Linked DNA regions of Homo sapiens: region 2 is linked to region 1. The links are chromatin loops, found by intact Hi-C in ENCODE. Cell type or tissue: mammary epithelial cell. All regions are shown on one strand. Links, peaks and the distances in the headings refer to the core of each region. The heading gives the core; the rest is flanking DNA. Region 1 holds the start of CALD1 (caldesmon 1). Region 2 overlaps LOC124901750 (a long non-coding RNA gene).

Region 1 (16,059 bases), core at 3,746-11,745:
TTGATTCCTCTCTTTTTCTCACAGTCCTCATCTAAGCCATCAGTGAATCTCCATGTCCTAGAATTAAATGCTCTCTCAGCTCCCAAGCACCGCTGCCCTAGCCCACAACAGCACCTGTCACCTGGGAGGGGGCAATCACCTCCTGTTTCTGCCTCTGGCAATCTCGCCCCTATTCTAGACAAGGTAGACACAGTGCTTTTTTTTTTCCTGCCTCAAACTCTTCCAATGACCTTCCATCTTAGAACAAGCCCCGCAGTACTTACCACGGCTAGAAGCCTCTGGATGGCGGATCTGGCCACTGGCTCTCACTCCTCCCCAAGTCCCCCTGGGCTCGTTGCTATTTATTTAATATGCACTTGCTGTCTTGCCTTCTGGAAGGCTTTTCCTTCATGTAGTCTCACTGCTTGTTCCTTGACTTTATTCATGTCTCTGTTGAAAACCTTCTTCAGAAAAGACTACCCTGTTTCTCCCTATTCCTTTACTCTTTTTTTAAATTTTTTTATAGCGCTTACCACTGCCTGACATTATATATTCATGTGTTAACTAATGTGTATATCTGCCTCCCTCCATCAAAATGTATCTTGTTCACAACATCTAGAACAGGCCCTGGCATGTGGTAGAAACTCAGTAAATATTTGTTCAGTGAGTGAATCAAAGAATAAATGAACTTTTTTTTTTTTTTTTTGAGACAGGGTCTCACTCAGTCACTCAGGCTGCAGTGCAGTGGTGCAAACATGACTCACTGTAGCTTCGACCTCCCAGGCTCAGGTGACCCTCCCACCTCACCTACTGAGTAGCTGGGACTACAGGTGTGCACCACCACACCTGGTTAATTTTTTAGACTTTTTGTAGAGATGAGGTTTCAGCATGTTTTCCAGGCTGGCCTCAAACTCCTGGGCTCAAGCGGTCTGCCTGCCTCAGCCTCCCAAAATACTGGGATTATAGGAGCAAGCCACCGTGCCCAGCCTTACTGTTCTTTTAGGCATTTATTTCCACGAGCCTAAACAACATACTAATTCTGCTATTTATTACATTTTCAATAGTAGACATTATCTATGATTTCTTGCTGAAGAAAACGAAGGTTTGGCTCTCCTCCCCAGCATCATCCTACTAACATGGTCTTGCCTGCTATCCTCTGAATCTAATTACATCATCTTTGTTTTGGTAAAAATCAATGTGCAATATTTACATTCTTACGATTGTGGTAAATTTTTCTTACAGTTGAACTATATGGTATCCAATGATTACTTTTCCTTTCTTGTACAAATTTTTTTAAATTATAATGACCTCAATCTTACATTTGCTTATTTTCTGTGTACTTATTGCAAGTGCTTTTGCCAAGAATACATTGAATAATCTGTCTACCTCACTTTTCCTTAAAACATTCCTCCTGGCATCCACTGCTGCCGTCTCTAATGGTTGTTTCTTAATGAGCCATACAGCTATTGTCCTGGGATTTTCTTTTACCATTATGGGACTCTTTCACCTCTATCCTGGGTTTGCATTCTCTGTTTCCTGATTTTTGTCCTCCTTCTTGGTTTCTAATTTTCACTCCAAAGTATTATTCCCCCTTCAGGTGAAGCATATAACCTTGGAACTTGATAATTTCAGAATGAAATATGTTTTCATTCACTGTATTGGCCCATTGGGCCCTTTGGATCTGGAAACTTGTATCCTTTAGTTTTCAAAAGTCTTCTTTTATTATTTCCTTTGATAATTTTCTTCTTACTATTTTTTTTCTGTCCTCTTTTTTATGTACACTCAGGTGTAATTATGCAGTGTTTTTATCTTTTATCTTTTCTATTCCAGCTTGCCTTCTTCTTCATTTTTCTGTAAGATTTTTCTGAACTTTTTTTTTTTTTTTCAGGACAAGATCTACCTCTGTTTCCCAAGCTGGGGTGCAGTGGCACAATCATGGCTCACTGCGGCCTCCACCTCCTGGGCTTAAGCTATCCTCCCACCTCAGCCTCCCTAGGGCTGGGACTACAGGCGTGTGCCACCATGCTCAGCTAATTTTTGTATTTTTCATAGAGACAGGGTTTCGCCCTGTTGCCCAGGCTGGTCTTGAACTCCTAGGCTCCTTCTTCTCAGCCTCCCAAAGGGCTGGGATTACAGGCATGAACCACCGTGCCCAGTTGATTTTTCTAAACCTTATCTTGCATTTCTTGAGTTGAATTTTTGTAAATTTCTGCCATCATACTTTTCATACACAAGCGTTCTTTTCTGTTCTCTGAAAGTGCCTTTTTAAAGCCTGATTTTCTTGTTCCATGGATACAATATCTTCTCTTATCTCACTGAGAACTGTAATTGTAGTTTTCTCCAAGTTTTCTTCCATTTCCTACCCAACCTCTCTTCTGTGTGTGTGTGTGTGTGTGTGTGTGTGTGTGTGTGTGTGTGTGTTTCTGTTGTTTGTTATAATCTCTCTTTCCTTAATGTGATGCTCATATTTAAGAGTGAGGTAGGCCGGGTGAGGTGGCTCACGCCTGTAATCCCAGCACTTTGGGATACCGAGGCAGGCGGATCACGAGGTCAGGACACTGAAACCAGCCTGGCCAACATGGGGAAACCCCGTCTCTACTAAAAAATACAAAAATTAGCCGGGTGTGGTGGTGGGCACCTGTAATCCCAGCTACTTGGGAGGGTGAGGCAGGAGAATTGATTGAACCCAGGAGACAGAGGTTGCAGTGAGCTGACATGGTGCCACTGCACTCCAGCCTGGGTGACAGAGTGAGATTCCATCTCAAAAAAAAAAAAAGAGTGAGGTACTAAGTAGCCAATTGGAAGTTGCTGCAAATGGGTTACTAAAGTGCACTGGACAATGTCTCTCAAATGTCTGTGAGTTTAGGTCTTTTTTTCCATGAGCATGCCAGTTTCTCTGGAATGGAATCCTTCAATTTCCTGTCTGTGGGATACAAACCTGATTGTCGGTGTCCTGGGAGCCCTGCAGGGTGAGGCGATTGGAGATGTTCAGTGTTCAACGAGTTGGCTTTCATTTAAACATTTATTTTCAGCACTCAGCCTCTTCCCTGTTCACTGCTTCACCTGGTTCCTCTGAGCCCAGCACTTCAAAGAAGAATCAGAATAAACTTCAGTTTTCCGTCTGGTTGAGAGAGAGATGCTCACCTGGTTGTGTGGGGTAGAGGACGCTATCTGGACTTCTAACTATTCCTTACCCAGACTTACAACAAATCTGTTTTCTGCTCCACCGCCTGTCCTCAGAGGTTCCCAGGGCTTCCATATTCCGAGGTTTTCCCGATTCTGAGGCTTGAATCAGCGTCCTTCTTGCTGGCATCCTAATTCACAGGACCAGATTTCAGTTTCTCAGCTCTGTTGAGTCCATTTCCAGCCATCTGTCCATTTTCCATAGTCCAAAATTTGCCTAACATCTGGACTTATGCTAATTCCTTTCAGGTACTCTTTGCTCTTTGTCTTGTAGGATTTATTTATGATTTTTTTATTGCTTTACTATCAGTCTGGAGAGGTTTGGGGAAGCAGAAATTAAATGAGTGTTCTTATGTGATCTGCCGTGTTTAACCATATCCTCAAATTTATTAGTCTTTTCATTTGTTAATTCTGTTTTTTATGTTATATACCCTATGATAAAAAAAATTCACCTTCAATTTTTTTCTAATCATTTCTGTTTGTTTTTTATATAACCTAGTTTATTATAGTGTGTAGTAGAAACTTTGAATCTAAATTTTCTGCTTCCACAAAATTGATTGTAACCCTGCCATTAATAGAGTGATCCACCCTTTTCTTCTTTATTTGTAATACTTCCTCTAAAATAATTCATATATGCTGGGGTCTATTTCTAGGCTTTCTGCTTTATTCTATTGATCTATTTGTTTAGTCTTGTGTGAATAGCACTTATCTTAATTAGAATTGTTCTATAAAAAAACCTCTTTGCCTATTTTTAGGTCTTTACTTTTAAAATATTTACTATTGTTTTGTCAAGTTCTACAAAATACGTCATTTGGAGATTTTAATTAGAATAATGAATGCGGCCGGGCACTGTGGCTCTCGCCTGGAATCCCAGCACTTTGGGAGGCCGAGGCGGGTGGATCAAGAGGTCAGGAGATCGAGACCATCCTGGCTAACATGGTGAAACCCTGTCTCTACTAAAAATACAAAAAATTAGCCGGGCGTGGTGGCGAGCACCTGTAGTCCCAGCTACTCGGGAGGCTGAGGCAGTAGAATAGCTTGAACCCGGGAAGCGGAGCTTGCAGTGAGCTGAGATCGTGCCACTGCACTCCAGTCTGGGCAACAGAGCGAGACTCCGTCTCAAAAAAAAAAAAAAGAAAAGAATAATGAATGCATGGATTACTTTGAGGAGAATATATATCTTTACAACTTTCAGGTTTTTCATTCATGAAGATGACATATTTCACCATTTAGTCAGGTTTTTCATGCCCTTAACTCAAGTTTTATAACTTTCTTGCACATATTTTGTTACATTTATTCCCAGGTAATGAACACTTTTTGTTATTATGAATAGCATCTTTTTCCACTACATTTAAAAATTAGAGATGGCTGATTACAGAAACTCTAGGTTTTTGCATCTTGAACTTAATTCCAACAATCTTGCTAAGCTCTTCTATTAGTTCCAATATATTTATAGATCCTCTCAAATTCTCTACACAGATAATTGTATAGCAAATAAAGACCTTTATTTCTCTTTCTAATCCCAGTGGCTATTTTTTCTATTTATTTGTCTTGGTTAGGTATCTAGCACATTTTTTTAGTTGTAGAAGAGATAGTAGTGGCTTTGTCTTTTCATTGATTATAATGGGAATGCTCTTAACATTTTATCATTAAGCATGACGTTTGCTATATATTTCTGGTAAATGCCTCTCATTATGTTTAAAAAGATTCTATTTCTAGTTTTCCAAGAGTTTTTTTTCCAAAGTGATTACTAAGTTTACCAAGTATCATTCACCTATTGAGACGATCTTTCTCTTTTCTTTTTTCTACTTCTCTTATTTATTTTATTTTTAAACTGCTAATGTTGTACATTATATCAGTGGATCTTCAGATCTTAAACCATCTCTGGATTGGTCTTATCTCTTTTTTCCACACTGTTGGATTCAATTACTAATTTTTTCATCTGCATTCATAAGTGCACTTAATCCAAATTCTCTATTGTGTTTGGTACTTTTGTGTCCAATTTTGATATCAAGATTCTACCAGCCTGCTTTTATTGTTTGATAAACCTGGGTGTTGGCAAAGGTTTTATCTGACTAAAAGAATCTGGCAAAGGGTGTTCTGCTGCCTTTTAAAACTTTCAAATCTTCTTTTCTATTGAATAAAGTAGGCATTTTAAGGTGGAAGGAGGTATGTTTTTCATGACTAAATGAAGTAACTAATTTTGAATTAAAAAAATGGCCTATTTTTACTTTTCCCAAGTTGACATGCAAGCAAAATATAATTTCTTGCTACTGATCTACATGATCGCAAACACTCAGTTGTAACTAAAAAAATATAAAGAATCGTCCAGATATTTCCAAATGTCTTTTTAGATTTATTATGGTTCGATTAAGTTGATCTAGCCTATGATAGACAAGGAGTCCTTTATCTAGGATGATCCAATTGGGAAATATATTTCACAGAAATTTCCTATATAAATCTCGTGTATTTTTAGGGCTGTTTACAAATGGCCTCTGGAAAAAGTAAATACTATGAAAGTAAAATTTCCCATGGCAGAGATTCAGCAACATGTATCTTTTTTTTTCCCCCTTCCTTTCTTTTTTAAATTCTTGATTGTTTAAAAAAAGTAAAAGGACAAAGAAAGAAGAATTTTTCAATATCATGGTACACACTACATGAAATTTGTTAAATTATTCTTCAACTATATAGTTCCTCCATGATAAGTGTATTTCAAATACATAAAATAGGTTGTGTGGTCACTCATCTACTATACCCTATATATGAGATATCCAGAATTTATCTATGGAAACATACTATTTTTTTTATCAAAAGACATAACCCAAAAATATTTAGCCATTTATCTTCTAAAAACCAGGCAAAATGCAGGTCCCTGCCGTGTTTCCTGTTGATAATATTTTCCCCATTTGTAGCACAACTTTTCTTTCCTCTGGAAAGCTGGTATTTATTTTATTCATAGATTGCAAAATTATACCCTGATGCTGTTCCACCAAAGGGCATTATTTATACAAGCAGGGAGAGTGTGGTTTAGGATATAAGCAGCAGCGGTAATGGAAAATAGCACTTTCAAACAGGCCTCACTGAGTTATGGAGAATACCACCTGGAGATCATGCACCCGGAACGTCTCTGGACACAGGTCATATCTTTGCACAGACATCACCAATTGCAGCTGTTTTCTGAACTCCTGATGTCTGCCCTACAATATGTTCAAGCCCAGCAGTTTACCAGACTATGTAGTATTATTCTATCTTTCCTTCCTGTCAGATATGGGATGTCCCCATCAGCAAAACTGGCCGTGTTCCGAAAATTTATTTCTAAATCATTTATCTGGGATCAGAAGACATTTTCCCACAGGAACAATTTTATAAACAGTGGTGTTCCACAAATGCCTGCTTGTGCCACAGTGTACCTGAAATGCAACATTGACTGTATGATTCCCACCAACCATTATTTATTCTTTTCTCTGGGAAAGTGCATTCCTCTTGGGATGCCTGAGGCTCATCTCTCCCTCTGCCTGGGAGCCTCAGCTATAGTTTTTTGGGCTGTGCAGCAGTAGCAGTCAGGAAGAGGGGAGGGAAGCAACCTTCCCAAAAAAGAGATGAGTGTAGAGAGTTGATATGGATGCCTCTGGGTAACTTGTTAATGCTGGAAGGCTGAAGAAGGAAACCAACAGTGCGAACTGGCTACTTCCCAACTGTTCTAAAAGAGGCACAAAGGGCAGGGACATTTTCGTAAACAGAGATCATTTCTAAGTCACATCTTCATAAACAGGGAAAGGCATATAGTAAAACCTCCCATTTTTAAAGACCAGTATCTGGACTTGTAATTAGCCAGGAAAAATATTGTGAAACTTCTTGGTCAGTGATGAAACAGTCTCAAACATATAACAATGAGACATAGATCTTGCACCTATCCCCAGGCCTGACAAATAGTAAGTGCTCCAAAAAAAGGGGATTTCAATTTTAATTAAGTACTAATTGAGTGAATTCTGTATTGAAAAGGACAAGACTATGTGTGGGCCAGTTACCTTAATTCTCATTAGCATCTACTAATTCTGACCCTCTTATAGCACACATCCTAACCATGAAGAGTTGGTCGGAGCACTTTCAAGACGTCACCTGAACATTATGTCACCTCTGCGGGATATATGCATCTGTCTACCCCAGCCCAAAGCAGGTGGTGGGTCTCTTCATACCCTCTCTGATGTGCATCAATTTCTAGGAATTTCTAGTACTATCTCCACATCACCAAATCTGAGGAAACAAAAGAGATAAGGAGAGGAAAGTGAAGCCAGTGAGGATATCCAAGCCTGTAGGACCTTAGGTTTATTCTGGCCAGTATTACCTGCTAAAAAAGACCTACGCTTTTGGTTTCCCTTTGGTCACTTATTTTTATAACACATGCAGACGTATTTTGGGGAGGTGTGCCTCTTTCAGGCTAGAATTTAGTCTGCTCAGCAGACCCGGGTCCTGTCTCCTTCAGGTTTTAGAATTGCATAACAATTTAAACTCATTTTGTATGTGCAAGTACTTTGAAAAGAAATATACTATTAAGACTCCCTCTGGTAAGAAGCCTTCCCCACCCCCACGCCCAATAAACTGATCTGTTAACTTTTTGTTTCAGAGACTGTGCTTTCTTTTTATTGCTGCATTTGTGTTCTACAAGACAGCCTCTTTCTCCAAGATTAACATTTCTTATGATTGTTCCTGACAATGGATTCACTTCCAGAGGCCCTGCTAAGGATAACCAAAAAAGGGCATGGAGCAGGCTGGTTTTGGCAGCGTGCACGCAGTTTCAGAGCTTTTTAGGTCTTGGGTTTTCTGATGAGTGATTTCCTGAGCATGCCTAGGGAATGACAGGCATCTCCACAGGCAGGCTGCATCCACCTTGGCTGGGGTGTCGTCATTGGCTGCCTATTAGAAAAACGACAGGACAATGCATACCACCGCCTCCCGACTGTAAACATAGGGGATATGTGTTCACTTAGCATGGACTTCTGGGAGGGGCCAAGGAAGGGCGGTCTGGAGTTTTATTGAATAGAGCAGTGTGTATTCGGCTGCCTGCCTGCCCGCCTGCTTGCTCTCTGGCTGTGCTCCTGCTTAAAGAAATCAGTCCTTCCTTTCCGACTTAGTCCTCGGGAAGAAGTTTCAGACTACAAGGTAAGGCACAGAAGGCTTTCTTTTTTATCTTCTAGAGAGAATCTGGGGACTTTCTCCGGCTTTCAGTCAACATTCCTGGCTAAGGTAGCTGGAGATGCAAGAATGTTCAAGGCAATAAACCATGCAAACTCCCGAGCCTGACTGGGCTTCACTGCCATACGGATATTCCCGGAAGGCAAACAGGATGAGATTTCCAGTTTTGTTTTTAGAATTGGGACAAGAAGAGTGACCATATAGAGACTTACATTTAGGGAACACTGGCAACTTTGATTAGGATAGCCTTTTGTTTAGGACAGCCATATGAGATTATACCTGATATCCAAAGGCCAGTGTTAGCAAGCCTACTGCACCAGACTGCTCACACAGTCTCTTCTGCATCTTTTATTGCCAAAGATTTGAAGAGGTTTTGCTTTAAAAACAAAATCAACAATCCTTTAGGTTGATGAGAAGCCAAAAGGGAATGATTTTTTTAACCAAAGGCTTTTGCGTTATAGTCTGCTGCCAGTATTTAAAACTAGACTTCCAGAGTTGCAAGGAAATACGGTCAGAGATGGAGAGATCACTAGCACCTAGCACTGGTTGGGTTAATGTCACTGATGGGATATTTGCTAAGACAGAAGATGCCTAGGCTGGTCTGTTTCCTATAAAACCTAATAACAAGAGAATGCATGCGCTAGTGGGTGTGTTTTTTTAGAAAGCACATTTAACGTCCTACCAAACTATTTTTTAAGAAATCTTTTTTTCTGTTTGAAAGTGTGCCTGAGTGTGTCTAGAGAATCTAAAGAGATGTCGATTGGCAATGTGTTTCAGAAAGGAAGGAGGCAGGCTTTTATATCTAGATAGACATATTTGGGTGTCTGAAACAGTAGTACAAGGCAGCTAGTTGGTAGTAGCCTGGAATTCCTTTTAGAAAGAGCTGATGGCAAGGGGTGGGGGAATTTTAGTGCTGTGGCAATACATGGTCAAAAAAAGTGGATGAGAACAAAGTGCTTGATATTTATAGATGCCTTCTATTAACAGGACTATGCAGATGGACTTGTAAACTGAAAATCCTTCTAATGTGTTTGTCAAAACCAGACATATACAGCTAGAACCTGAGTGAAGACTAGATGCTATATGGCAAGCAGGGTAAATCTGATGATTTTTTAGTAGTGCTGGCTATTAAAGACTACCAGCTGCAAATGACTGATTCAACTGGATTTTATTCCATGCAATGCGGTAGTTTGGGGTTGAGATTCATTAAATAAAGTTTTCTCTTTGTATTTAGAAGTTTGGGGATAATTTTCTTGGGAATGCCTATTTCTCCTTCTAGAAGTGATATATGAGAACAGAATTCCTTGTGAATTTCCTTCCCTGGAACAGTTCTGAGTAAGTGTGAGAGAAAAGCTGCAGGCAAAAGCTATAGTTTAATTACTGTCCTTCCCTCGAAGAGATCAAGTTCCAAACTATTTTCACAGTGTTTTTAATGTCAATCAAAATATGGAGAGCAATTTTTCTTTTAACTGTTCTCTAAACCATGAAGGGAATGCAGTTTGGAAGGAGATCTATAATCTTGGGATTTGAGGATAAATTCCATTTTGAAACCAACATCTCCGAATCCCTGAAAGTTCAAACTGTGCTATGACCACTCTCTCCAGATCCCCCATCCCCCTTCTCTTGGGCTCCCCACCCCCAACAACCATAAAAACACTCATTTTTTTCCAAGTAACACTTTAGGTGTTCTGCTGTTATAGGTAGAGATAGAGTGAGAGGATTTGAGTTTATGCTGAATTTTAGGCAGTTCTTTGTGCTACTTCCTTCCTGTTGAATGTTACCTAGAACACATTTCCCCACATAGTGAGGCCAAAGGAGCACAATGAAAACAGTAACTTTCATTTCAGAAATATAATCACAAAATTCCAGAACAAAAAGTCACTAAGAGTTGATCCTAGGACACACAAGGAATGTATGTACAATGGATTGATCCATAAGTAAAGTGCAGGGTTGTTTCAAGTATTCGAAGCAAATAGAAGGTGTAATTTAAATCATTCCAGTCAAAAGATTGCCTTAAGTAAATACACAATTCTTATATTAAAGTTAGGAGAAGGAGAACCAGGCTCAAACTGCAGTTTAAAGGATTTTAAATGAGATACATGAAAGCATTTCCTGACAGTAAGGCAACTGCCTTATTATGAGAATCATTAACAATTCTAATTGGCTCCTGTGACTGGCCTGAGAATCTCCTTGTCTTAGGTAGATAGAATAAGTTGATCTTATGGCCAGCCATGTAAAGGTCCAGAATCTAGCCCAGGTATTCTCTGTTCTGATAAATAAAATGCACCTCAGCAGGCATTTTTGTAGAAACACATGTAATTGTCTCCATTTGCCATTTTCTTGATAGCATGATTACCAGTTAGTCATTCCTTAGCAAGACGCAAAAGTGATTCAGAGATGGGCATGAAAAGAGATTTGCTAGTTCCCCATTTGCCTGTAGTCTATCACATGTCTCAGAAATGTGGTCGGGGGACAGGAAAAATGCTGATAGAGTGGTATGCAAATAGCATGGTAGGACTAAGGAGGAGGTTAGAAAGATGCTGCCAAAGAATTTTCAGACTTCAAAAGGGCGTTTTCTGCGTTAAGTTCTCTTAGGGCCTGAGAAGATACCATTAGCTCCTTACTGAAAGTCCTTCATCTGTCAGGCTAATCCAAGTTTGCTATTGGAGAGATGCCCATAAGTCCTGAGTAGATGGGTAGTTTAAAGAGAAACTTTTGGCACAGGCTTAACTTATGAGAACCACTACAACATCTCAGTTCTAGTATTGGTTCCTCTGCTTAAGTAACCCTGACCTTTTTGAGGAAATCATCAGCTTTTGACTTCATCTGTTGAGTGAAGAACGGACATTGGTAATGCTTCTCCGATGTCCCACAGTGGTTAAGACGTCCAAATGAGATGAAGCTGTTTGCTCCCTCTTCCCTGCAGATTCTATACCCTGAACTGCCTATCATTTGAGTCCTCTGGACATTATGCTCATCTTGGCTGGTATCCTCCACTTCTTACCTAGTATCCCTAATGATCTCTTCCTTTCTCGTATTTAAGGACCCTTGAGTGATATCTTCTCGCTCCTGGTTATTTCTAGAGCCCTGAGCCGTGTCCAGTGAATACTGGTCTATCCCAATGTTGTCTGAATTTTTACTTTGATGATCACAGACTAAGAGGACACAAATATAAGGAAGTGGAATAAGATGGGCCATCAGTGGTACAAGGCACCAGGAAATCCAAAGATCCACTTGAGCATAAGACCAGTGAGAAAGTGCTGACAACAGAAAGCCCTTAAGTAATTGAGGCAGCTTCTCTGCCTCCAGCCAAAAGCATGGAATGAACCCCGGAACGTCATGCCTGGGCCTTGTAGGAAGGGCAAGGAAGGCAGGAACACCTGGCTGTGGTTCCTGTTGGTATTGAAACCAGACTGCTCCACGGAGCTCGCCTCTCACCTCTTTGCTTCTGTCTTTAGTGCTCCCAGCTGTAACCGACCCTAGTTGCATCCCTAACTTCCTTACCCCCAGGCCTCCACCTGTAACCTCTTCCCCAGCTCCCCCATCCCTGTACCGGATAGGGAGCTTTCTTGATCCAACATTGACAATTTGCAGGGGCCAGCTCTAAGATGAGGCCCAGAGTACAGCAGAACACTCTAGCACAGATAGGTTCTAGCTAGGGAAAGCCACTTGCACAGACAGAGGAGATGTCAGAGCATGTTTTGTGGTAAGGACCCACTCTGCTTCTCACCCCAAACTCATAATTGGCAGGCTGTGGGTAAGGCTATGGGAGCGGGGTCGGGGGGAAACTATGACCTGGGCTGTGAGGGAGGGGTGATGAGGTTGTTCCCTGTGTTGTTCTTCCCTGTGTTGTTGCTATGGAAACCTTTGAGAATCTGATAAAAACTGTGAACCCTTAAGGTCCCTTTGTAAACCCACGCTTCATGATTGACAGGTAAGAGACCTTTGAGCTGGGGCATGTAAGATGGGGAGTGGGGTCAGATCTGGATTCCCATAGAAGACAAGGGTGGATGGGATCAGAACATGAGTGGAGGTGTCCATGATCTGGAAGGAAGAAAAGAGGGGGTAAATACACAGATATATAGGTGGAGATTGCGTCATATGACCTCCATTTCAAAGAAAAAGAGGTCATTTCCAGAAAAGAAGCAATTTTCTATGGGGAGCTCGTGGGGGCTAGAGAAATCCAGGAATGGCTGCTATTAAGTGTACGTAAAAAGAACACCCAGAAGTTAATAAAAGGCTTGCTAAGCAGCAGTAAGGGAATAGTTGAAGGAAAATACATTTTTAAAAGATTTTAGTATATCGGGCACTCATTTTAGTACATGGCTTTTCTTTGAAAATATATGTATATGTATAAATGATGTATAACTTGAAGATAAATTGCTTTTTGATGGTATCCTGAGGCTTCTGGCATTGTTTTGTGAATACTCCATGAAAGCACTTGACTAAAAGGGAATAATCTCACTTGGAGAGAAACATATTAAGCAGGAATATATAATTAGTTCCTCTGACACCCACATATAACATTCCCCCTCGCTTGTCTCAAGATACATTGCTGGGGAACCAGGCTGACTTCACCTTGTGCTGAAGACCAGAAGGACCAAGGCAAAGTGCCCAAGAGGGCCAAGGACCAGTTGGCATCAAAGATATTAGTTCCACTGGGGTCAGGAGGACCAGTCTAAGCCAGAATGGATATCAGTTACAAAAATGGGCTAAGTTGTGCATGACAGCCAGGTGAGTAAAGAAGAAACAGCAAAAATCAGAAGTCAGGCAGAGCTTAGTGAAGTAGTGTATGGATGAATAAGGTGAAGTCTGGGAGAGCACATGGCCCAGTGTTAGGAAGAAATAGACCTCTATGTGAGCAAACTTTGGTAGCTCAAGTAAAGGGCCAGGATTGTAAGACACAGATTAACGAACGGATGAAATCACAGGGATATCCAAGAGCAGAAGCCCAAATAGGACCAGGGCCCAAAGAGAGTAGAGTTAGAGTCAAGGTGGGTGAGAGGATCCCAGCCGCGGTCCATGGATATTTACTCCATCCCTTTCCACTAGTGTGACTCAGCTCAGCGCACGTGTCTGCCTCTTTCTGTTGTTCTATCAACTGGAAAATTTCTTCTGTGTTTCCAGGTCCAGTCCTGAGAGAGGAGATCTGATTGGTTCAGTCAAAGACTATTGTCTTTGGCAAATCCTTTAGTAGGAGGAGGACATCAAAGGCACAGGCGCGCCTAAGGATGAATTACTCTAATCCAGGCAGTGGTCACCCCTGGGCAAAGAAGAGCTCAATGGGTAATTTTAGTTAGAAGAGAAATTGAGCATGGAAGGCAAATTAGCTGAAATGTCCAACAGCTCTCAATGGGAATCATTTGAATTTTGAGGTGAATAAACTCCTAGAGAGGCAAACACCCAATGAATGATCACACAGTTCTTGATGATCACTGTGACCCACTGAGCCAGTGTTAAGGGAGATTAATCTAGAAGTTTGCACCACTGGTAACTGAAAGGATAAGAATCATCCATCTCAGAAAGATTTTGGGAAAAAACATTCTGGATATTATTGTTGGCAAGAAACTTCATATGAATCTTCCATGTGATATGGCTCCCTTCAAATGAAAGCAGTCTTGAAGATTTAATATGTAATCATTTAACAATTTTAATAAATAAAAACAAGCACAACTCAATGTAAACCACAGTACATAATAAGGTGAATGCATAAAAGCTGGTGTACTCTTAATCACTGGAAGTTTCAGATCTAAGCAATATTTGCTATGTAATTTTTAATCCATTGAGCACCCATCATGGTGTTTGTCAAGTGGACTAAAATATCCCCTGAGTTCTGCATAGTTCGGATCCCATTTGGGAACTTGTGCTCTGTTCTGGGCTCATTTTTCTGAAAGGCATGGATACATATGCATTCTAGGGTTAGCATCAAAGGCTGGAGGGAGTCAGGAGGCAAAACATATGCTGAACCGATAAGGGATCTAGAGCTGTTTATCCCAAAGAAAAGAAAATGAGGCCACATAAATATCTTCTAATATTTGGGGTACTTTTATATGAACATGGGAGAAGGCATTTGTGTTTCTCAAGGCAGCAGAACAGAACTGAATATATAAATTCATAGAATTTTTAAGCTGGGCAAGACCTTAGGAGCTCATTCAGCCCAAGGAGTACATATAACTTTTCATCTGTATGCCAGCTCCAACCAATTGGCATGTTAAGAAGGATTCTGAGGATGAATCTAAGCTCAGAGGGGAGGGGAAAATGTGGTCACTGATAGTGATATCTGTTGTGGAAGAGAAGGGCCATATCTACTCAAGTACCATGTTTTAGTCTTCATTAATGTGGTCTGTAGGTTTTTAACCTCTGGGTGGTGGATCCCTGGGAGGCCACAAAGTCATTGCAAGAGGTAAACAAATCTGTATATGCAGCAAGTGCTTTTGGCAAGCTACTCTGAGTAAATAATATATCTTACATCATATGTGCTACTATTTTTCTAATTCTATACATACATTATAATGATAAAATGCTAATTTATTTAAAAGAGTTATTGAATTCATAGTAGCTTTTAAGTTTGTGTTTTTGTGTTTTATTAATGAGTGGACTTAAAACATATAATTATATTATGTGTGGGAAGGTTGGGACAGGAAATTTGGGATCTTAAGTAGAAATTCTTTTTAAAATATGAACCAGTGATCTATTTTTTATTCTCCAAAGCCTAGCCACACCAAGTAAAATTATGTATGTATTTGTAGGTTTCTTCGATTAATGTCTGCCCTGTCTTATTGGTCTGTCAGATATATAAGGACAGGAACCTCTATTTTTTTTTCATTCGTATATACCCAGTGCGTGGCACACGGCAGAATCTCAATAAATATTTGTTGAATGAAATAACAAACCAAGTGACTTGACCAAAGTCATCCAGTTAATTAGTGGTAAGATAGTTCCAAAACACACAGCTCCTAAGTTCCAAGCAGTTAACCTTTTCAATATACCACATTACTTCCCCTGATAGTAAGAGAGCATGTTTTAACAGTTAGCAAATTTAGGTTATACAATGCTGCCCAATCTGCCTATATACCCATGCATCTTAACCAGTATCTTAATCAGAATCAACTGTAGAGCTTTTTGAAAATACACATCCCTGAGACCTATCCTCTAGAGATTCTGATTCGGTAGGTCTAGAAGGGGGTCCAGGCATCTGTAGTTTGTAAAAGTTCCCTGGTGACTCTGATAAAACATCCTGGCTCAGAAACAGTTCTGTGCACCTATCGTTAAAATAATTGATAGTAGATGTATGTAGTTACTTATTCCTCAGAAGCCTATTTCTTTAGTTTTGAATAATTTCTTTCTAAAAATTATAGTTGCATATGCCAAATAATCCGTTTGGCCAGAAGAGCAAAACCTTTAGTTTTGCTTTTTTTTCAGTTTAAGCACAAAGTTATCAACCCTGTAAGGTCAAATTTTTCTGATGAGATTTCCAGTGTTTGCTTTTGTAAAGGACTGGAAATGTGGCAAGAATAAAATTTCTCATGGTATTTCCCACTTCCTTTTCCAGCCATCATTACTAAGGGAAATTTAGGCTTAGGGGGAGGGGTGAATCTAGGAGAAAAAAAATTTTAAGTATTTCTGTTCTTAGGAGGTTTTGAGCAGATATTTCGCTTCCTAGGAAAAGCTGAAGATGTTTTTCTCTGTTTCCACTTTGTGGTG
Region 2 (16,059 bases), core at 4,750-12,749, 86 kb before region 1:
GTTGCCCAGGCTGGTCTCGAACTCATGGACTCAAGTGATCCGCCCGCCTTGGCCTCCCAAAGTGCTGGGATTACAGGTGTGAGCTACCACGCCCAGCTATAAGCTTCTTCCTATAAAATTTTTTATTTTTTACCTTTTAAACTTTCTTGTTAAAAGCTAAGACACAAATACCACATTAGCCCAGGCCTACACAGGATCAGGATCATCAGTGTCACTGTCTTCCGCCTCCACATCTTGTCCCACTGGAGGGTCTTCAGGGGCACTAACATGCATGGAGCTGTCATCTCCCATGTTAACAATGCCTTCTTCTAGAATACTACCTGAAGGATTTGCCTGAGGCTGTCTTACAGTTAACTAATATTTTTAATAAATAGAAGGAGTATATTCTAAAACGATAAGAAAAAGTATAGTATAGTAAATACAAAAAACACTATCATTTATTATCATTTTCAGGTATTACATACTGTACATCCTTGTATGTGCTATACTTTTGTATGACTGGCAGTGCAGTAGGTTTGTTTACACCAGCATCACCACAAACACATGAGTAATGGCTCATGCTAGGACCTTAGGATGGCTATAAGTCACTGCACAACAGGAATTTTTCAGCCCCATTATAATCTTACATCGTATATGCAGTCCGCTGTTGACCAAAACAGCACATGACTGAGGCACATGACTGTACAGTAAATGTCATAGCTGATGAATTGAGGAAATGATTTGTAATGTTGTATTATTCTACTATCATCTCAGCATTTCTGTAGGTTTGAAATTTTTTTAAAAAACTAGAAAAAATAAAGTGACAGAGGAAAAAATTGGTAAGTTTAACAATGTTGTGTTTAGTATAGTCATTAAAACATGTCTTATTCAGAGTGAGGTGCCTGGTTTTTTTGACTTTTTATTCTTGAAACCTCAGTCTTTGTTAAGTAAGAGAAAGATAAGAGAAAGCCTTCTTCTTTTCTTCTTTTTTTTTTCTGTCTTTTGAGACAGGGTCTTGCTTTGTCGCCCAGGCTGGAGTGCAATGGTGTGATCTTGGTTCACTGCGACCTCTGCCCCCCCAGGTTCAAGCAATTCTTGTGCCTCAGCCTCCCGAGTAGCTGGGATTACAGGTGCCCGCCACCATGCTTGGCTAATCTTTGTATTTTTATTAGAGATGGAGTTTCACCATGTTGACCAGGCTGGTCTCAAACTCCTGACCTCAAGTGATTCGCCCGCCTCAGCCTCCCAAAGTGCTGGGATTACAGGCATGAGCCACCACACCTGGCCCAAGAGAAAGACTTCTTAAGTCTGTATTATCTTGTCAAGAAACAAATTGTATACTTATTTTATTTCTATTATCTTTGAGGCTACAGCTTGCATCAGACCAGCAATGAGCTTGTGTGCTGAAACAACAAATCTGAAACACGATTATGACTGCCATCACCTTGCAGTTAACCAATAGTAATGGAATTCCTTTCTGGATCACGAGGTCAAGAGTTCAAGACTAGCCTGACCAACATGGTGAGACCCTGTCTCTACTAAAAATACAAAAATTAGCTGGGCGTGGTGGCACGTGCCTGTAATCCCAGCTACTCAGGAGGCTGAGGCAGGAGAATCACTTGAACCCGGGAGATGGAGGTTGCAGTGAGCCAAGATCACGCCACTGAACTCCTGTCTGGGCAACAGAGTGAAACTCCATCACAAAAAAAAAAAAAAAAAAAAAATTCTCGTGAACTTAACCCTAACCACACAGTATTGAAGAGGGAATGTCTGCCCAACCACACTGCTTTGTATCTGCCTGAGAGGAAAATTCTCTGGATGTCGTGTTGAACTGGATGGGGAATCAGACAGAGCTGGAGTTTGTATTAGTCAGATTAATTGCATAAAATCTACCCTTAGTGGGAAGACTCTTAGGAGTAATTGAACCTAGACCTTGACATATGTAACCTCTGAAGCAGAGGGGCAAAGGCCAACACATAGCTCTGCAACACAATTGAGGCTATGTAATCCATCCCGACACTCATTCTGTAGAATACTCATTAGAATTCTCCAGACCTAAGGCCGCTGGCCATAGGTTAGCTAGTCAGTATTTTTATCTCTGAGGATGCCTGCTAGGATCCTGGGATTGGATTGCAGGGAATGTTACTTGTAGCTGGAATTCCAGGTACTCTCCCAGGAGTCTTGGTATTTTATATCGTTTTTAAAATCTTTGTTTCTGTACGTAGACACTGGGGGTCAGTATTTATTCATAAATGCCTCTGGATATTTATGACAAAAGATTGTTTCTAAAGAGGCTTGGAATTCCTTCCTCGGTGCGACTTCTTTCCCTGATTATTAACTATAGAGTTTACCCTATGTAACCATAAAATGTAAATATAAACATCATAGATGTCCATGGATCAGAATATGGGAAAGGGGCAGGCAGTTTTCCATCTAAAATACGAATGAATACCAAGTACTCGTTTGTTTCTAGACACTTGTTTGGCAATGTTGGTCCCACCAGTGCACCCAGATGTCTAGCCAGCATCTTGACAATCACCCTTGACTTTTCTTCTTCTGATGGTTATGAAGTCCTGCTGATTCCGTCACCTCTTACCTTGCAAATTCATCCCCTCTCCATCCCCACTGTTCTGCCTTGAGTTAAGCCCTCATCTTTTCTCTTTCAACATTTCAGCAGCCTTCTAGCTGATCCCCTTGCTTCCGCTTTTACTCTCCTCTAGTCCTCTCCAGACAGTCGTCAGGGTAATTCTTCAGACCTTCAGAGGTCCAGCACCCCTCCTAGGCTCTGCCTTTGCACCCGCTGTCCCCTTGGCCTTGAACTACCCTCCATCACCCACCCCACCTTGCCCTCTTTTCATTGCCTGCCTAATATCTGCTCATCTTTCAGGGTTCGTAACAGTCTCCTGTGGAGCCCTGTGATCGACTCTTGCTGGATCTGGCTTGTTCACTTGTCTGTTCGCTTCACTGGCAGGAGAACTGAATGGATTTAAGTCTGGGTGCCAGCCAAAGTCATGCAAACTTAAACTCCAGAATTCCCTAGAATTATCCACTTGGGGGGCCAAACTGCCCACTGTTTTAGATTTGTTCTTTAAAATATTTCTCGCAGCTGGGTTTTTGTTTTCTTTTTTTCTTCCTATTTTTTTTTTTCTTTTGGAGACAGAGTTTCACACTTGTCGCCCAGACTGGAGTGCAATGGCACAATGGCACGATCTCAGGTAACGGCACCCTCCACCTCCCAGGTTCAAGTGATTCTCCTGCCTCAGCCTCCCAAGTAACTGGGGTTACAGGCACGCACCACCATGCCCAGCTAATTTTTTGTATTTTTAGTAGAGACAGGGTTTCACCATGTCGGCCAGGCTGGTCTCGAACTCCTGACCTCAGGTGATCCACCCGCCTCGGCCTCCCAAAGTGCTGGGATTACAGGTGTAAACCACTGTGCCTGGCCTAAAATATTTCTCCTGGCTGGCATTTGATCTGACCTGTCTGTTCTCTGCGGCTGTCTTCCTACCATGCCAATACATGGAAGCAGAGGTGGAAATCCTACCACTGCCGGACAGGAAGGCAGGTGAGGCTAAGTAGCCTGTCAGCACCGAGCCCTTCTCCATAGGCAGCTGCTATAATGGTACAGAAACAGGTTACTTATGGAGTTGCAACCTGTTTTTAACCTGTAATTATAGAGTTAAATATAACCATATAAACATCTTGAAAATAAGTGGGAAAGATTCCCTAATGTTCCCATCCTAAGAACTATTTTATTTCTTTCTTTCTATATGCATGTTTCACTTAGACATATTCTTGATTTATATTCATATTTTATTCTTGTCTTTATCATAAGGATTTCTCCATGTTGTATAGACTTCAAACAATTTTACTCCATGGCTGAACACTGTTGCATCATTTGGATAGAACTTAAATGTCCAACAGGAAAAAAAAATTAGGTGCTTTCAATGTTTTGCTGTAAGTAATGTCTAAATATTTAAAAACTCAACCAAGCTAATAAACTGCTATATAAAATATGTTTTGTATATTTTTTATGCCTTGAAAAATATACCTTTATAACAAAAAGTACTTTAAAATATATAAAGCCATTTTATATGACTAAAAGCCACCACGCATCATCAAGGATGGTGATGACAGTCTTCTCTGAAAAGGTTTCATATATATTGAACTTTGAATGATTTTGTGTGTGTTTGCGTAAGTGTGTGTGTGTACCTGTACATGCGCTCCAGGCTGAAGAAGTAACAAGTGCAATAGTCCTGAGACAGAAGAGAGTGTTTAGGCAACAGATAATAGGTAAGGTCAGTGTAACCTGAACAACTTGAAGAAGGTGTTTAGGCAACAGACAACAGCTAAGGTCAGTAGTGAAGGCTGAAGTGGTGTAGGATGGGATTGGGGAGGTAGGCAGAAGCCAAATTGAGCCATGGTAGGGTGAACGGAAGACAGGAAAGGTCTTCCAAGCCAAAGAGTAGCCCAGTAGCCCATGCCCTCATTGCCACTGAAGAGCTTCTGCCATCTGAGCATGTAATCTCTCCAAGACAACATTTACGTTCTTGTGTAAACATAGATCATTGTGTAGCATAATCTCTATAAGAATTGTAATTCCTATCATATTTAAAAAGAGAGTAACAAGGAGACTTCAGTGTTTCTAAATGCACCCCTTCTGAAAGCATTTAAATCTTGATTTTAAATTTTATCATTTAGCTACAATGAATAAGCTCCCCTGGGTCATTCTCTAATGGCAATTTAAGCCAGGTCTTGGATCTTGTTTAATCCTCACAATAATATTCTGAGGTGAACATTTTTATTATATTCATCTTACAGATGAGCCTCACAAAACCTGAGTAGCAAGACACAGTCGCAAAGCTAGTATATAGCTGCAGCAAGATTCAAATCCAAGTTGACCTAACTCCAAAGCCCACGCTCTTGGCCACTGTCCCATACTGTTTTTAGTTTAATTTTTTTTTTTTTTGAGACAGAGTCTCGCTCTGTCACCCAGGCTGGAGTATAGTGGCTTGATCTCAACTCACTGCAACCTCCACCTCCTGGGTTCAAGCTATTCTCCTGCCTCAGCCTCCTGAGTAGCTGGGATTACAGGCGTGTGCCACCACACCAGGCTAATTTTTTGTAATTTTAGTAGAGACGGGGTTTCACCGTGTTAGCCAGTATGGTCTCGATCTCCTGACCTCGTGATCCATCTGCCTTGGCCTCCCAAAGTGCTGGGATTACAGGCGTGAGCCCACCGCGTGCCTGGCTGAAAAAAATTTTTAATTAAAATACCCATCCAAAATTGGTCAAAGAATAAAGTGGTTCAATGAAGCTACAGTGAGCAAGTTTCATTTTCATTCTCTGAAAGAGTAACATGGTGCCACACCAGTTCAACAGGACACCGAGTGGAGCTAGAGAGCTTAGATTTTTTTTCCACACAAAATTTAAGTGTGTGCTTTTGAAAGTGGGAGAAATAGGCGTTTGCTTTCCTTCTTTTCTTAAACTGTCTGCTTTGGTATTTGGAGAATTCAGAGCTTGTATATTAAAGCCTAACTGAACTATATAAATACACACATAGGAAGAGGAGAACAAGACATTTTATTTGCAGAAAATAAAACAAAGCAAAAAATTGTGTTTTCTTTAGCATGGAGTATTAAAAGCCATAGAGCTCCAGCCTTCGAAAGCTATCAGTGCCAGGGCCTTCCATTAAAAACTGTAAAGACCAGTCTAGCTAGTCTAAACAGAAAAGGAATTTGTTAAAGGATATTGGGTGGCTCACAGACTCTTTGGGAAAGCCAAGAGAGTTAAGCTTGGAAAGCCAGTCAGCTGAGAACAAGACTCAGTGAACAGTGTGAGATGGTTCCAGCAAGGACAATGGCCCTGCCGCTGGGCACAGACACTGCCCTCCTGCTGGAACATCTGCTGCTGCTAGCCCACTTGGCAATGGTCAGAGCGATTGCAGAAGTGGCTACAAATCCCTGTCCTCCTCTGTCCATCCACGCTCCCTTACAGGGAACTTTGAATGTCCTCCCAGCTGATTCTGGGCTCAGCTGCTGGGCCGACTTCATTCCTTTTTTCTGCGTGTGAGTTCAAAGTCAATACCAGATGGATTGTGAGCACGGACAGGAATGCTTTCCTGCACTGAGAAATACCTACTTCTCCCCATTGCCAGGCCCTTGGCTCCCACAGCTGTGGCTGTGTCTGCACACACAGGGCCTTTGTGTAGTCTGAATATGCCAGTTCCCACAAACCTCCAGCTGCGATTCCCTTTTTACCAACCATTCCCATCTAAGGAGTCAAAGGACGAATCACATTGCAAGGGACAATGGGTGTACAGGCTTGCTGAGAGAGCTTGCTTCAAATCCATGAGATGAAGAGACTCATGGGCAGTACGAGGCCATGGAGGCACTGCTGTTTTGGCAAAGAATGCTGGTCGTGACCACTTCCTTCTCTTTATTCTTCCTCAGAGTTCAACACTGGCCTTGCCCAAGTACCATGCTGAGAACTGGACCTCAGGAACTCCGACACACACGCCCTTTTCAGAAATTTGTAATTTCATCATTTCTTGACCAAATGACTCCAACCACAGAAAGGCACAAATTTTCCATTGGGATTTATTCTGCCCTCCCCTTTGGTGGGTATACTTTTTCTCTTTCTTGCTTTTGAAACCCCACTCATTATGTGAAGTATAGGTTTTTCAAACTGATTTTAAAGTAAACTTGTTATTAAATATACACATCGTGTCTTTCTGTCTTCCTAACTCCACTTTATAGATTTGAGAATTGAGACACAGAACAGTCTATGGCTCAGAAAAGCTAAATTCAATTTTTATTTGGCCTACGGGCCCTAATCTGGGCTTTGAAGTCTAAAGATCTAGAATTACCCACCGTCTTCCTACCCTCAGTCTGGTCAGACTCCGATGCATAAAGCTGGGAACCTCACTCCCCAAGCACCGGCAATCCAAGACTTCCCGTTTCTGGTTGCAATTGCAGGCTAGTAAATTTGGAGCACAGGATGGAACTATTTCTAGTACAGGCAAATAATTTGTAATAATTAAGAAGTATGAAGTTAATGAAAAGCAATTAACCCCATGGCAAGTTCGGCCATAAATTTTACTCCCAAAGTGAACGCATGATGCAGGTATGAGCCTTGATTTCAGATAAAGAAAAGAATGCAGAGCTATTATTAAATACAAAGTAAAACAACATGAAAAATGCCAGAAGATATAAAGAATGCAAGTAGGAGCCTGGGGGCAGAGGGAGGGAAGAGCTAAGAGAAGGCGGGGGCGGGAGGCGGTGGGGTGGGGGGGTGCGGTGGTGGAGGATGAAGGGAAGGGGAGACTGTTCCAGGGAGCTATGCCAATCTGATGCGGTCTCCAGGCTGGCTGATGCTGAGTGGAAGGGACGACAGAGCTTCCTCCTCCCCCAAGAGACCTGAACCTGGACTTCTACAGGCACCATTGAGCCCCCTCAGCCTCCCCACCCCACCCCTCACCCACCACAGGGAGGAGTCACATGGTGTTCCCCTTTTAAAGCAAGATTTAAAGAATTACTCCTCATTTCCTGGAACACTTGAGACCACAGAGGAGTTGGCAGAGGCAGAGGAAAATCAAGATTTTTGGTAGAATAGGAAAGGGGCCAAAGAGGAGGGTGCCATCATGGCCCTTGTGTCTTTCCCTACCAGGCAGAATCCTGGCAAAAGGCGTGGAGGGGCTTATCAGGCAGGCTGTGGTTGAAAAACCAACAAAGGATGCTTCAAGTTCTACTCATAGGTCCCGATGACTAGGGAGGGATTTCTGCCTTTAAAAGATCAAAACAGGATTTGCTGTTAAGCCACCTGAGGTGCAGCTTGAATTAACACCTAATATGATCACCAGGTCTTCCCCAACCACTGAGAAAAAGCATCTTCCCTTGTTTCTGTCATGGATGTTCGAAATTCCTTTAATAAAAAGTCTTTACTGGAATCATTAGAGATAAAATTTTAACAGCACATACCACTAAGGAACAGAGAATTCTGAAGACATTTACTCACAATGGAAAAGTAGTCAGTCAATGGAGGTTCCAGTAAACTTATTGGTGGCGGATTCCTCCTTGATTTGACAGTGAGAAAAGGGCTAAAGAGGAGGAGGAACTGTCTTTTTTAAGAAAGACCTGGAAAACTAAGTTATTGACTAGTTGATGGTGCCAAGGGCTGGCCTTTTTTATCTTCAGCTGGGGTAGAGGAGAGAGAACAGTCCACCTGCAAGCTGGGTGTGAAGCTATCTTGTCGCGTTGGGCTGTTGGAGATAAATAACCTTGTGTATGCTTTTGTGGACGTTTTGGTGCTTTCTTTTGTAATGCTTTTTTTAAAAAAAAAGTGTTACTGGAGCATCCTCTAGCATCGTTATTTGAGACGTATGTGTATAATGAGACACTTGGCAGCACGAGCGAATGAAGTGGAAGGGGACTGGGCACGAGGCGCTCAAGGTTTGGATTCTACCCCAGGCTCTGCTACCAACTGGCTGAATGACCTGCAGCCCATTACTTCATCTCTGAGACTTAATTCCCCAAAGCAGTGGCTCTAAATTAAGGTTTTCTTCTTTCTAAATCACAACCCTGTCTTTGAAAGCAGAGCTGCCCTGTGGAAATGAAGGAGGGGCCCCAGGACTCTGCCATTCAGCTCCCCACATCCTCCCCCTGTGTATGTGGTGCGTCATCAGAACCCTGGGCTGATTTGAACTGCACTGGCTCAGATGATGACTAAACACCCCTCCAGGTCATCAAAGAGTAGCTGCAGTTGGAGGAGCATCACTGACCACTTTGGGAAGCTGGCAGTCCTGTTTCAGTATGTGGCACAGGTCCCGTGAGCCTTATTCCGCGCTTGGGTTGCACATGGCAGCGAGGGAGCTGATGGGCTTTAGGTTCCCCCAGGGCGTGGATAATTTCTTTCTTGGCTGCGTGAGCTGCTGAAGGCATGGAAGTTCTAGGAATTTTTATTAAGAATTCTTTGATTAAGAATAGCTTCTAATCATTACATCCTCTACTAACAATCACATAACTTCCTGACTTCCAGTTCAGGTCCTCCTTGCTAGCCTAGGCTGCCTCTTGTTCTTTTCTATCTCTGCCATCCCACTGGAGCCTGAGAATAAATATTGTTTGACACTCTATGTCACAGATGACTTAAATGGTCAGAATAAACATGTCTCCTGTATTCTCTAAGTGGAGGTATCACCCTTCCACCTCCTATTCCCATCAGATACAAGAGAGAACAAAGAGGAAACTGTGATCTTCTCCTATACCTGCTATTAAATTACTGAGTAGCCTTGGAGATACTTATGTCGAGCAACTTTTCAGTGCCCCTATGTCCCTTCTGTTGGCAAAAAGCCTTTACTGAGCACCTACTCTTGGGGAAAGCAAATTATTAAGCACTAGATGGAATAAGAAGTGACATAAAAAATGAGAAGTAATGAAACTGCTTCTTTAAGCCTCCATAAAAATTAGAGTCAGGTCCAAAGCCACACCACACACAGGAGGGAAGCCCTAGAGACTCGTAAGCCTGGGAGTGGGGTGAGAAAATTGCATTTGGGCAAAATGGTCCTGCAAAAAATATGTAGGGAATCAGAGAAGACGAAACTCAAAACAAGGCCAACCATCTGAGTGCTGTAGAATCAACACTAGGAGAGCTGAGGACCCGGTCCTGGCATTACATCTCTCCCCCAGGAGAGGCAGCACCGAGCAATGGGAAGAATTGGGCCTAGGGGCTGAGGACTGAGAGACCCCAGGGGCTGGCACAAGTTCTGCACTCAACTTCCTGACAACAGGCTCTACGATAAGGAGGAGAGCCTCGTGGTCTTTGAGCACTCCCTGGTACTTACAGTCTATAATTCCCTCCGTCATCAGCCTTTTTTAAAGAAAATAAACTTAATGTCCTCAGAAGAGTCACAAAGCCACTCGGCATCCTTCCTTTCATTCTCTGCATGCATTTTCATTTGTCCCCAGATTCTTCTGGTCATCTTCCATGTTGATGGTTAAAAGTCATCAGAGCAGTCCCTGGTGGTGCAAAGCCCTACCTAAAAACACTGTGTAATAGTAACTCACACTTGTGTGGAACTAATTCTGTCTAAGCCCTGCTTGAGCACTTTATACATATTTGTGTATAAAGTAGGTACTAATATGATCCCATTTTACAGGTGAGAAAACTGAGGCACAGAGCCGTTAAGTAAGTTGCTCAAGGTCACACAGGGACAAGTGGCAAAGTTGGGCTTCAAAGCTGGGCAGTTTGTTCTGGAGCCCATGTGTTAAGCCACCATGTTTCACCACCTCTCCGTAATATGACAAATCATAATGGCAAAACCTCAATAACATGTATGGAAATTTCTTGGACATTCTGAACACAGAGAGTTTTGAGCCCTTAGGAAAGAGCCAACGCAACAAGGAAGTGGGTGGTGGAGTGTCTTAGAGTGTGCTAAGGGGCCTTAGAGGATGTCACAGCTATTGTGTACATGCACTGCTGCCACTGTCTATTTCTCTCTAAAAATTAGCAGCTACAAAGAAACATGATCATTTTCAACTTAAAAAAAAAAAGGCCCGCAGCTATAGGAATCTGGAAATAATCCCCTAACTCAAGGGACTGATTCATTGGTTTCAAAGGGATTGACCTTAAAGCTGGTATGTGAGTCGACTGAGGCCACTGGCAGGGATGCTAACCATTTATGGAATGCATTTTTGGAAAGAATTAGGGGGAAAATCATGTTGTGTCTTACAAACCAATAATTAGGAATACAGCTCTAAGGGGCGAGCATTAAATATCAAGTTTTCAGTATGCATAGTTTTTAAGGGAATCAGTTTGCCTTCTTCCTTCTCTTTCTTTTCTTTCTCAGATCTTACCCTAAGGATCAGATTCAGGCCATACCGGATGTGCCCAAATCATTTCCATCTGACGCCCAGGACGACCCAGGAGGCCTGGCCTTGAGGAGCAGCTCCCACTGAGAGCTATTTGTGAAGGAACCAAGCTAGAACCGCGTCAATTGTTTCTGTTCAGCCTGGTCCTGGCCCCACTGGTATGGTCTTGCTGACTTCCTTCTGACAGCCGAGTTTTTAAAATGGGCTGCTTTACAGTGTGGCCACGGATTAAAATAAGAAAAAAGAAGCCCTTCATTTCTATTCTATTTCCCTCCCATGCCCTCCCTTTCCAGCATATAAGTAAAGTGCTTCTCACAGAGCAGAAGCTTACTGACAACAGATGGGGAAACTGAGGCACAGAGAGGTTGACTCATGTGTCCAGCTCTGCTTAATTTTTGTGTAACAAATTAAGAGACACAGAGCTCTCTGTCCTGAACAAAACTCCAGGTAGTTAACGGGGTGTTCAATCAAAAAGAGAACACTGGGCTTTTATTTTTATTTACTTATTTCTTTAGAACCCCTTTGTGGCTATTTCTGGGAAAAGTGGTTGGAGCCCACCTGCCTGAGCCCAGGTTTTCACTGCTCCCCAAGACACAGAAAGAGAGCTGTTTAGTTCTGTATTCACCTCCACCTTGGCCAGATGTGATCAGACAAAACACACCTAGCAGAAAGGGTTTCCAGCTGCTCCCGAAGGCGGCTACAGTAATTTCAAGGGTAGAAGTTGGACACACTCATGTTTACCAGGGAGGTCAGTGTCTAAACTGAAAGGAGACAGGGAGGTGTGACTGGCAGCCTCAGGCACTGGGCAGGGCATGCACAGAACCCCGCCTCTGTTCGAGGGGGGTTGGGGAGGGGACCTGCAACGAGTGGCTTGTTCTATCCTGAACAAGGGTTTTACCCCAGGAAGGGGCCTTAAAGATCTCTGCCTCCAACCTCCTAGTTTTTTTTCTTTTAATTTTAAATATGTAAAATTTTAATACCATGAGAGATACCTTTTTTTTTTTTTTTTTTTTGAGATGGAGTCTCGCTCTGTCGCCCAGACTGGAGTGCAGTGGCACGATCTTGGCTCACTTCAAGCTCTGTCTCCAGGGTTCACGCCATTCTCCTGCCTCAGCCTCCCGAGTAGCTGGGACTACAGGCGCCTCCCACCACGCCCAGCTAAATTTTTTTTGTATTTTTAGTAGAGACGGAGTTTCACCGTGTTAGCCAGAATGGTCTCGATCTCCTGACCTCGTGATGCACCCGCCTCGGGCTCTCAAAGTGCTGGGATTACAGGCGTGAGCCTCCGCGCCCAGCCGAGAGATACTTTTTTAAAGAATAAAATGCTTCCATCAACTCAGATTCTTTGTTTTTGCTACTTAAATCAAGAGACTTTGTAGAGACCTGTTTTTCATGTCACACCAGCATGGCACATGTATACATATGTAACTAACCTGCACAATGTGCACATGTACCCTAAAACTTAAAGTATAATAAAAAAAAAAAAGAAAAAAAAAACCAATATGGTCAGTACTGGTCACATTCTAGCGTCTAGAAATCAAACAAATCACATCGAGAAGCACTGATTGAGCACCATGTATGTGCCCAACACAAGGAAAATTGCCAAGTAGTGTATCCCTACAGTGGTTTGTAAACTTTCTACTTGGAATCATTTTAGCTTAGGAGGAGTTAAAACATGAGTCTAGAGGGTGGATATGTGCTCTTCACCCTGCTTTCCCCAATGATGACCTCATACATAACCATAATACATATATTATTGAAATTGGAAAATAACCCTCTACTTTTACAGATGAAAGAATGCACACTCAGGGAGGCCAGGTGACTTGCCCCAGGGCACACAGTGAGTGAGGTAAGTTGGTGTCCCCCAGGCAGGCACACCCTGGTTGGTAATATCAAGGCTTTGTTTGAGTCCAGTTTCTGCCACGGATGAGCTGAGTGACATTAGACAATTTCCTTAAACTCATCTGTGAAATGGAGACAATAATAGTGCTTTCCTTGGGGGATTGTTCTGGGGACTAGGAAAAGGTGTGTGCAAGATTCTTGGCACAGTGCCTAAGGTGTAACAAGAATCCACCTGCATTGGAGGCTTGCTTTGTTCCGGTCATTGGTCTGGGTGCTTTATATGTTACACTATTTATTGCAACAACCCTGGAACCCATCATTATCAATTATTTTACCAATGGGAAAACTGAGGCACAAAGAAGTCAAAGGCTTAGTGAGGGGCAGAGATGGGGCCCAAAGTTGGGCTGAGTTGTGGAGCTCCTTGGCCTACCTTGGTCGAGGCTGAATGAACAGTGCTGCTGCAGTTGCCGTAAGCATGTTGCATCTCACCTGGATGCTCTGGCTTGCTGTGGTGGCTTCTCTTGAGCCATCTCTCTAGTGGCATCTGTGCATGAGTTTGGCTGCATGTGCAAACTCAGGACATTTAACTTTGGACCACCGTGAACTTTGTGGCTAACCAGATACTGCACTGACTTTACTCAACTCTTGGGCCTTTCAGGAGCTCAGTAATTATCCATTATGAGGCTCCTCACCTGCCCATCACTAGAAACTCCTTTCATTACCTCTTTTTCTCCACCTTTTGTGCCTCCTTTGTTTTAAAAGACTTTGCTATCGAACAACCTGCATTTTAAAATTAGTTTATCCATGCTTCCATTTTTAAAAAGTTATTCCAAGATATGTGCAATTGCCAATTAGAGATATTGGGCAGCAAAAGATAACCAACCCCATCAAACTTGGTTAACAGAATTCTAGCCCAAAGCAAACAAAATTTGACATTTTAACGAGACTGTGCAGGCTTAGCAGGCAGGGGTAGGACTTCAATGTGACTTTTAAAATACTGAAAATAGTTGGAGGACTCCTAAGGGTTTAGGAATCCCAGGGACTTAATCCAGTCCCCAAAGATTCTAAAGATTCCAGAAAATCCTCCATAAAACATAAATACCCTTTATTATATGTGCTTTATGTTGGCCTAAATCCCTTTTTAAATATCTTAATCTCATTCTACCTTACAGTTTGATATTTACATGAGAGTCTCTAAAATACAAGGAAATCCAATTGCATTAAAATATTTCTATGCACATATGGTACCCAGGTGCATAATAAAGGTAGACATCATTATCTTAAAAAGAGTGGCATGCAGTTTCTTCCCTGGTTATTCAATCTCTATCTACTCATATACTTTCCAGCATTTTCCCTCTCCCGTCCAGCCTTCAGCCCTACTTGCCGTCTTCCTTTTCCTTGCTATTAAGTTGGTGGTTCACTAAACTCTTACTAAACATGTGCTGTATTACTCCATGTTTTCCAGAGAAACAGAATCAACAAGATATTGATTCAATATATACACATATATATTTGGACATATACATATATATGGAGAGAGACAGAAAGATAGAGAGACAGAGATTGATTCATTTTAAAAGAAAGTGTGGGAACTGCAAGTCTGAAATTTGCAGGCCCAGACCAGCAGGCTGGAAGTTCTGGCAAGAGGTGACATTGCAGACTTGAGTCTGGAGGCAGAATTCCTTCCCCTTTGTAGGGCCTCAGTCTTTTCTCTTAAGGCCTCCAGCTGATTGGATGAGCGTCACCCACATGATGTATGGTAATCTACTCAAAGTCAACTCACTTAAATATCAATTATATCTTTTAAAATACCTTCTCTGCAACATCTAGGCTGATGTTTGACCAAACAACAGTGCATGACGTTTGTTGTGCCCCCAAACTGACACATAAAATCAACCATCACATGTACAGGCACTGTATTAAGCACTAGGGTGTAAAGATAAATATGACCCTGTCCTTAATCTTGAGGAGTTGATGATCAAATGGAGAAGGAAAGGCAGAAAGGAATCATTTTGGTAAATTCCATATTGAGGTATAGATGCAAAGCTGACAAAGGAGTTTGGCCTTGGGCCAGTATGAGAAGGCTACACTTTATTAGGTGCAATTTGAGCTGGCTCCTGAAGGCTGAGAAGAGGCTCGCCCCAAGGAAAGGCGTTCCAGTGATGGAGAAGCAAAAGGATTTGCACTACGTGGGCAACCGTGAATGGCTGGATGCGCTCATGTAAATAGGCAAGTTTTCTGAATAACCCAGCTGATTTCAAATCACGTTTAGCCATTCCTTGTTACAACATTCCTTCAAAAGAGTCATTTAGCTCAACAAACTCATTGTGGTCCTCTTTTAGACAGAAAGCTTCTCTTTCTCAGAAATGTAGCTGAGTGATGGTATTTTCCTTATAAGAAGAGACGTAGATCAGCTCACTGTCATTGTATCTGAACTCGGGGCTCTCCAGAAAGCAACAATTCCTTTTAATTCCTCTCTTACCTCTTTTCATGCCTCAAATCCCACACACATACCTCAAATCCAAAATAATTCAACCATAGCCTTGTGCATTGATGTCACAGGGCTTTCCTCTACTGAGAGGTTGAGCACAAAATCTCTTTAATTCTCCACTCCTTTCAGACTATGAAATGATGTCTGTTGGTGAATTGTTTATACATTCCAACAAAACAAGCCAACAAAAAAAAACTGAATGTAGTTGGCTCTTTTTTTCTCTCTGTGGATTTCAGAAAATTCCATTATGTTGCCAATTAGGCTTCCAAAATGGATGAACAATCTAAAAAAAAAAATCTAGACAGCAACATTATGTAGAGGAACAAGCACTATACTAGGAATCAGAAAAATGAGTTTTTCTTTTTACTTGTTTAAAACCCATTTATGCCTAGTGTTCCATTACTGGAACGCTGAGCACGTGGGAGTTATTTATATCCTACTGCTTAGGGTCATCACCAAGGTCTGATTGCAAAAATTCAAAAATTGCAATCTCGGGTATAAATGGGTTAAATGTTCTCTTATTTTAACCCTTATCTAAGCTGTGTGACCTTAGGAAAGAACATGGCCTCTCTGAGCTTGGATCCTCATCCATGTGGACTCACACTCTCCCAGGTCCTCCCAGTTCCCTGATCATGTTCCTTTCTTTTTTTGCATTTTGTTTTGTTTTGTTTTGTTTTGTTTTGAAATGGAGTCTCGCTCTGTTGCCCAGGCTAGAGTGCAATGGCATGATCTCGGCTCACTGCACCCTCCGCCTCCTGGGTTCAAGCTATTCTCATGTCTCAGCCTCCCAAGTAGCTGGGATTACAGGTGCCCACCACTGCGCCCGGCTAATTTTTGTATTTTTAGTAGAGACGGGTTTTCACCATGTTGGTCAGGTTGGTC

Evidence for each region. Hi-C counts contacts between places; a loop is a spot of excess contacts. Peaks named below come from ENCODE experiments on the same cell type or tissue, not always from the same donor. Only the 100,000 strongest peaks of a DNase experiment are listed, where the experiment ranks them.
Region 2: it touches region 1 in a loop (4-fold over the local background); 11 of 110 quality-filtered maps call a loop at or near these places.

The regions. Positions count from the first base shown.
Region 1 is chr7:134,771,428-134,787,486 of GRCh38, forward strand. CALD1 (caldesmon 1) reads left to right here and starts at 8,207. Exons shown (of 15, transcript NM_033138.4): 1 at 8,207-8,322. All of the region lies in intron 1 of LOC124901750 (a long non-coding RNA gene), which reads right to left. RefSeq lists an enhancer at 13,195-13,695. In mammary epithelial cell, for the core only: no CTCF peak of the experiment used is centred there; DNase peaks (open chromatin) are centred at 7,024 and 8,074; H3K4me3 peaks cover 2,888 bases; H3K27ac peaks cover 4,395 bases.
Region 2 is chr7:134,684,826-134,700,884 of GRCh38, forward strand. The region is part of intron 1 of LOC124901750 (a long non-coding RNA gene); the gene reads right to left. Among named protein-coding and RNA genes, the nearest start is that of BPGM, 46 kb to the left of the region's middle. In mammary epithelial cell, for the core only: CTCF peaks have their summits at 5,370 and 9,669; DNase peaks (open chromatin) are centred at 7,776 and 8,676; H3K27ac peaks cover 288 bases.